2 separate regions of the Homo sapiens genome follow, and region 1 is linked to region 2. A link is a loop called in an ENCODE intact Hi-C map of the cell type or tissue named here. Cell type or tissue: sigmoid colon. All regions are shown on one strand.

Region 1 (4,000 bases), 130 kb after region 2:
TCCTGGGCAGCCCTGGAGACCAAAGGGGGACTTAAGAGGCAGTAGGATCAATGTAAGTTCCAAAGTGCATGGAGATTGTTGGTCTCCAGGTATCTGATGGAAACACATTGATTGGAAATGCTGGATTATTGCCTCTTCTGCTGGCTACCAGTGTCACAGTAAAAGCCCAACACGTTCATTTACTAGGAGAGAAACAGACCTTGAGAGAGGTCTTGTTCAACTGTGCATGCTTTCAAGGACAGAGCTGGTGGTAAAACCCATTCAGGTAAACCTCTAGAGGTTGCAGTTTTTTTCTTTCTTTCTTCTTTTTAATTACAAAAGTCATTCTGTCAATGTGACTGACCCTATGGTTTTCTGATACGGCTCCATATTTTTAATTGTTCTCCTTCCTTTTTTAGCCCCCTAATAATGACAGATAAAACTGATGAATTTCTACGCACCAGGTACTGTCCTAAGGGATTTCCCACATTATCTGATTTTGCAGATATGGAAACTGAGGACTGAGAACCCAAGGACACAGAGCTAGTAGCAGGATAACTGCCACACTCTGACCTGCCTGGCTCCCATCTGAGTTCTGAGTGTTTGTTCTCTCAGCTCCTCCCAATGCCTTTTCTACACTGACCCTCTTTCCTGAATTCCCTCATTACTGTGGTGCTTCAGTCTCCAACTCTGGAGGGGTCCCCCATCTCCAGCCCTGACCCTCCTTCACCAGCCTGCAATACAACCCTTGTCTTCCTATTGTCTCTTCAAACTCACTGTGTTCCCAACAGACCTGGAATTCCCCTCCCTAACTCCCCAACATCCATCCTCTTTACTGCTCTATGTCTGGGATGTGACCCACTGTCCTTACTGCTCTATGTCTGGGATGTGACCCACTGTCTTTACTGCTCTATGTCTGGGATGTGACCCACTGTCCTTACTGCTCTATGTCTGGGATGTGACCCACTGTCTTTACTGCTCTATGTCTGGGATGTGACCCACTGTCCTTCCTGTCATAGGACCCTGAAGCCTCAGAGTTCTCTTCCATCTTCAACTCCTCATCTGCTCCTAGGGCCAAAGGAGCACACTGGCACATGGAAGGGGACTGGTTCTAATCCCTTTGCCATGAGCCAGAGTGTGGGTTTGGCAAGAAATGACAACACACACGCCAGCTTTCTACACTGCTGTGGTTTTCCCGTGTCATGCATTCCCTTCCATCCCTCCTGGGGGTTCAGGGGTTTTGTGCCATCCTGCAGGGCAGGTATGCGAAGGGAACACCCATACCCATCTGTCCTTCCTGGATACTGGCCTTCTTCTCTAGACCGTTATTGCATCCCACTCCCTCGATCAAACATGACCTTTCTGTGACCACACAGGGACAAGACAACCACCAAAGTCTTTTGGAGCTATATCTTGTTCCAAGTACAAAGTCAGTACGTGGTAGGCATTTCAATTCTAAATTCAAATTTGCTTCTTTAGAAAGTTTTTTTTCAGGAGACATACCCCAGTTGAAAGGAATGATTCCAAAATATGGGCCGGGCATGGTGGCTCATACCCATAATCCCAGTACTTTGGGAGGCTGAGGCTGGCAGATCACCTGAGGTCAGGCGTTTGAGACCAGCCTGACCAGCATGGCAAAACCCCAACTCTACTAAAAATACAAAAATCAGCCAGGTGTGGTGCCAGGCACCTGTAATCCCAGCTACTAGGTAAACTGATGCAGGAGAACCTCTTGAACCTGGGAGGCAGAGGTTGCAGTGAGCCAAGATCTTGCCACTGCATTCCAGCCTGGGCAACAGAGCAAGACTGCATCTCCAAAAAATAAAATAAAATAAAGTAAAACAAAATAAAATAAAAATGTGTGTGTGTCCGTGTGTGTGTGTGTGTGTGTGTGTGTGTGTGTGTGTGTGTGTAGATAGATGAGAGTGGGGAGAATATTTACAGACACAGACACAGAAGGGGGACTGTGCTTCATGCAGTATTTGGATTTTCCCAGTGCCAGGCAGGCACAATGTAATTTAAAAGATATTGATTGTTTTATATTGGCAAGGCACCGTGTTAGGTGCAAATATTATGTATCCCCCAAATAAATGTTCATCAATGGGTAAATGAATGGGTGAATGAGAGAATGGATGTATCTATTTATTTATTTATTCATTCATGTATTTATTCATCGTGGAGACCACATTGGGCTCTGAGAACAAAGTGTTATTTTCATTGTTCATGCATTCCACGAATGTTTCACAAATGTCTTGTATGTGCCAGTCACCGTGCCGGACCCTGAGAATATGAAGATGAACAGTATTATGTGTACTAAATCACTAGGGAAGGAGGTAAAGTCCAGTGATGTGGGCTGGGAGGTGGAGGCCAATGACAGTGACCCCACCGGGGCCTGAGTCGTCCCAGAGCTCTGCTGGCTCTGCCTGATGCAGGAAAGGCCCGAGGATACTGCAGCTGAGAGACGCTTCCCTCAGGGTTCCTCTTGGAGCCTGCTGACCCCGTGTGGCCTGCCACTTGACTCATCTATGAAACTATGACCCCGATTTTATGAACACCACAGCCCCCACAGTTCAGTAACAAAGAGACACATCCATGAGCCGACAGAGAATCCTCATCTACCCCACTTAATCCACGGAGGTGGTAAAAACAGCCCATCACCATCCAGGCTTCCCTGGCAGCCGGCCGGCTGTCCCTGGGAAAGGCAGTGAGAGGATCTGCCTGGGTAAACTCAGTGATGCCGGTCACACCACCGCGCTGTCCTCACCTACTGCAGATGCTGCAAAGGGGCTCGAGTCCCACATTTAGCTTTCATTAATCGATCCTCATTCGGGAACAGACTTAATCTGACCAACTCCACTAAAGGAAAATAAAATATGAAGAATATCCCGGGAACAGCTATTCCTTACACAATCACCATGGAAACACTGCCGTCACAGGGGCTGTCTAGGCCAAAGCCGTGCAGAAAAGAGGATGGTTGTGGTGTGCTTGGTGCCCTCACCCTTCAGGGCACAGCAGCCTGGGGACATGAATAGGGTCACAGGCAAATTATAGTATTCGCCTGCCTCTGCCCCAGCTGCTACTAGAAAACCTGGTGCGCCTTCACATACCTACCCAGCCAGCTTTCAGGATGCTCAGGAGTGTCTCAGCCGAGATGAACTCACCCCTGGACCTTTTCACAGTCATTGCTGGGATGGGACCTGTGCTAGCACCTCCCAAAGACACCAAGCAAACCAGAGGCAGAGATGTCCTTCTGGCAGCAGGCTCGGCTGTTGTCTTGTGGCCCAGAATGTCCCTTGGGCTAACACTGAATCCAACTTAGAAACTGGCCCTGTAGCCCATCTGTTCTCCTCTCTCCGTGCAGGAGCCACAGTCCAAGCTCCTACTTGATGCCAGGGTCTTAGAAACAGGGTAAGCCCCCTCCTTCAGCCTTTTCTGTCATCATACATCCACAATCCCCCTACTCTCACCCCCAGATGCTGAGGGATGCTCCCCAGCTAACCCCCTTCTCCCTGCCCATCTACCCTGAATCTTGAATCAAGGTTCCTTGAGTCCATCTGCCTGTGCCTCTCTGCTCTTGCTTCTCTATTGCGAACTCCTTCTCAAGGGGACCCCCAGTTTTTCACATAAATAAGCCTCTCAGAGGTCTTCCCCTCCTTTTCCACACCTGCTGAATCCCTGGGTGAACACATTTGGGTAACTTTTGGCTTAAAGACAATTAATTCAAGCGAAGCCATGCAACTGGGTGATTTGTAGGAACTTCCATTTGTTCACTCAATTTTTTACTGCCTGAGCTTCACAGAAGGCTTGGCTCCTTCACAAAGACATGGGTGGGAGGCTGGTGCTGGATTGAATGAAAGGTACTGCTATGGACTAAATTGTGTCCTCTCACAAAATTTATAAGTTAAAGTCTAATCCCATTATCACTGTATTTGAGGTAAAGAAGTAATTAAGATTGAAGGAGGTCATAAGGGTGGAGCCCAAATTTGACAAGATTCATGTTTCTATAAGAGGAGGGAAACAT
Region 2 (4,000 bases):
TTTAGTCTCTGCTCTTAGTAGTCAAACACAATGTCTCACTGATATAGCAAACATGACCAAGATACCCTCAACTTTACACAGCTTACAATCTCATTTGTTGGAACTAACACAATATGAGAACTTTGGGATACTGGATTACAGGAGGCATATAGGAAACCTGGAAGATAAAGGAAAATTTCTCCAGAGAAGTCAAACCTCGGATTGGAATTAAGGATTGGTCAAAGTTAGCCCCATAGAGAAGAGAGAGAAGTGTGTTCCAAGAGAACAGCATGCAGAAGAGCCCAGAGGCAGCGGAGGAAGCACAGCCTGCTTATGTTAATAAATATGAATTTGATTACAAGAGTTATAGAGACTACCAAAGGCTTTTATGCAAAAAAAAAAGTGATAGTAAAAAAAATAAATAATATCCCAGGGCCAGACATGGTGGCTCACTCTTGTAATCCTAGCACTTTGTGAAACTGAGATGGAAGGATTGCTTAAAGCCAGGGGTTCAAAACCAGCCTGGGCAACATAGTGAGACCCTGACTCTACCAAAAAAAAAAAAAAAGTAAATTAGCCTGGTGTGATGGCACACACCTATAGTCCCAGCTACTTGAGAGGCTGAGGCAGGAGGAGCACTTGAGCCCAGGAGTTCAAGGCTGCAGTGAGCTACAATCACACTACTGCACTCCAGCCTGGGAAACAGAACAAGACCCTTCCATTTACCAAAAGATCCTTCTCACTTCTAAGCAGAGAAGGGACTAAAAAGGCAAGTCTGAAAGCAGGAGATAGGTGGAGGCTCATGCAGAAATCCAGATAAGATACCAATGCACCTAGAACTGGCAGGGTGCTGGCAGTGGGAGGAGAGATGGATGGATTTGAGTGATGCTTGACAAATAGAATTGGCAGGACATGGAAAGTAAGGGAATACAGTCAAGAGAGGGTCTCAGTGTGTGCTGGCTTGAACCAATTTCACAACAAGAGAATCAGCTCAGCCTGCCACATTGCACCCAACACCACTGCAGAAAAGTCTTGTTTTGTAGCAAGAGATTGGTTCTCTAGCCTCCCTTGTGGATATGTCCATGGGTCAGCCCCGGCCCAGCCATTCATTACTACTGAAAATATGTAAGAAAAACCTTTTTCATTTACAAAGTAACATTATATATAAGGTTAAAATGTGATGGGTATTAACTTGCAGAGAAATATTTCAAGGTTTCTTGTGAAGGTAAAAAGTGGTAGGTAGTTTTTTATACAGATAAGTGCATGACAATTAGCTTACAGAAAAATGATCCCAACTATTCTTAGAGTACAAATTCTGTGGTTCTTTTCCAGCAATGTCGTCAGTCTCAACTCTCAGAGATGATTTGGGGAAGGGTTCTGAGATTTAGTATATGAAAATGCGGGGCATCAAGAAGGAACATCCTAGGAATAAAGAGAAACCCACCTCACTTCAAAGAGAGCAGTCTCTCATTGAATTGCCCAGTGCAGTTCTGAGGACCAACATCAACAGGGTGGAAGTAACCATGCAAGTGCAGTGACAGTGGCTGCCATGAGAGGGCAGCCTAACACGGTTCCTGTAGGAATCGGGGCTGCTCAAGGCTGAGAGGTATAGATGGCCTAGGGCTTCAATATGACCAACACAATCCCACTTAGAGAATTCTCTCATTGTAGAAGTAGTGCAAAATATGGGGTTGAGGAACACATCCTTAAGAAAGGTGATTTCAATATAATAAGTAAGAGGAAAACTGGAAGCAATATGAATATCTAACACTAAAGAAATGGCCAAGGAAATTATGATATATGCAGAATAGCATGCTTTTTCCATCAAAAATTATAAGGAATGAAACAATAATGTTGCATTTTCAATGCAAGACACAATGTGCTAGATATGAACATGAAATGTATTTAAATATACAATTAAAAACTAAATTACTATGGGAAATATGGGCAGGAAAAGGTAAATGTTATAATAAGCCTTCATAATATTAAAAAAAAGACTTAGTCATCAAACAAGAAGTGCAAGTCAGGAAAGACGTATAAATTGGAAAGGAAAAAGTCAACCATCTAGAAAATTCTAAACTGTCTCTTAAGTAATTCTTGTTTTTTTTTTTTTTTTAAGGCAGAACAGCAAGAAAAAAATGTGTTTTTTCGATTCATGGCATTAAAACCTACATAATTAAATAAGAAAAAATTAATGAGTTAAACATCCAGTTCAAAATGTTAAGTAAAACAAAAATAAAATAAACTCACATAACACATGGAAGAGGATAATAAAGGAATGAAAGAAATATAAAACAGAAAAAAAGTAGAGCATTTTCAAGGAAAATACAAGGCACAAAACTGACCCCAGAAGAGGGAGAAAACATAAATAAAACAAGAAAAGTGAAAAAAATAAAATAAAAAAGAAATAGTAAATAGCAGTAGCATTCATGAACAGAGTTATTTCCCTACAATAGAAAATATTGTTATTTATTAAAAGGATAAAGGTCGTTAGAATGAGCTGATATTAAGGTAACTTTTCTCAAAAGGAAAATGCAAGGTTTAGCACAGCAGGTATGCTGTGACCTCCTTGTGCAATATTTATTTATTTATTTAGACAGAGTTTTTGCTCTGTTGCCCAGGCTGGAGTGCAATGGTGCGATCTCAGCTCACTGCAACATCTGCCTCCTGGGTTCAAGCGATTCTCCTTCCTCAGCCTCCCTAGTAGCTGGGATTACAGGTGCGCACCACCACACCTGGCTAATTTTTGTATTTTTAGTAGAGACGGGGTTTCACCATGTTGGCCGGGCTGGTCTGAAACTCTTGACCTCAGGTGATCCACCCACCTCTGCCTCCCAAAGTGCTAGGATTACAGGGATAAGCCACCACGCCTAGCCCCTTGTGTGATATTTAAAGACCCATGTAGACATATGGTATTAGATAAGTTTGTGATATTAAGGACCTATTGTAATCGGGGCAGCGTGGTGCACTAGGTAATACTGAGACTCAGGAGCCAGATTCTCTGGATTTGAATCCTGGCTTCACCACTTTCTAGCTGTGTGATTGTCAGCAGTGTCCTTAGCTTCTCTGTGCCTTAGCTTCTTCATCGGTGAAATGGTAACAACAATAGACCCTAATTCATAGAGCTATGGGAATTAAATGGGCTAATTATTACAAAGTACTTTAGAACAGTGTCTGATAGTAACATAATAAATGCCTACTAAATATTAGCTGTGGTGATCCCTCCTAAAAGCATTACTAGGAACTGTCCTTGGGAAATTGGGTGGAGGGTGCTTAGAGGCAAAATGAGCAAAGCCTCCATTTTTCTGTGTTCCTTTCTGAACTTCTTGCATTTCCTAGGCATCCACATTACTAAATAGGACTGTGTGGACACTGGAATCATGGGACACTTTGGTTTTCCTCTTCATCCTTTTCTATATTTATAATATATATATATAATACATATATACTTATCTTTATTCAAAAATAATTATATATAATATTTTTAAATGTTGTGTTTGTACTTAGCACAACTATGTAAAAATAGAAACAAATGGAAAATTATTAGAAGGAAAATCTTAAAAATTATAGGACTTTTGTTAGTATAAGAAAATACAGAATCTTATTTCCCCCTTCATTTTAAACAAGTATTTTATTTATTTATTTATTTATTTATTTATTTATTTATTTTTGAGACGGAGTCTCGCTGTGTCCCCCAGGCTGGAGTGCATTGGCACCATCTCGGCTCACTGCAAGCACTGCCTCCCGGGTTCACGCCATTCTCCTGCCTCAGCCTCCCGAGTAGCTGGGACTACAGGTGCCAACCACCCGGCCCGGCACATTTATTTTTAAATACACTAGCTTCAGATGATATATTTTTGTAAAATATTTCAATGTAAGGTAAAAATACTTTCTGGCCTTTTCCGTGCTTAGCCCCTCCAGGGAGGGCATCTTCTCTCTGCATTAACATAGACACATACATAGTTATAGAAATGTGTAATTGCGATGTTTTTAGCAATATAAATGCCATCACACTTCATGT

Evidence for each region. Hi-C counts contacts between places; a loop is a spot of excess contacts. Peaks named below come from ENCODE experiments on the same cell type or tissue, not always from the same donor. Only the 100,000 strongest peaks of a DNase experiment are listed, where the experiment ranks them.
Region 1: it touches region 2 in a loop (3.0-fold over the local background); 3 of 110 quality-filtered maps call a loop at or near these places.

Annotation. Positions count from the first base shown.
Region 1 is chr15:98,040,928-98,044,927 of GRCh38, forward strand. No RefSeq gene overlaps it. Among named protein-coding and RNA genes, the nearest start is that of LINC02251, 40 kb to the left of the region's middle. In sigmoid colon, no CTCF peak of the experiment used is centred here; a DNase peak (open chromatin) is centred at 2,448.
Region 2 is chr15:97,907,959-97,911,958 of GRCh38, forward strand. No RefSeq gene overlaps it. Among named protein-coding and RNA genes, the nearest start is that of LINC00923, 36 kb to the left of the region's middle. In sigmoid colon, a CTCF peak has its summit at 1,531 (motif pointing right); a DNase peak (open chromatin) is centred at 1,533.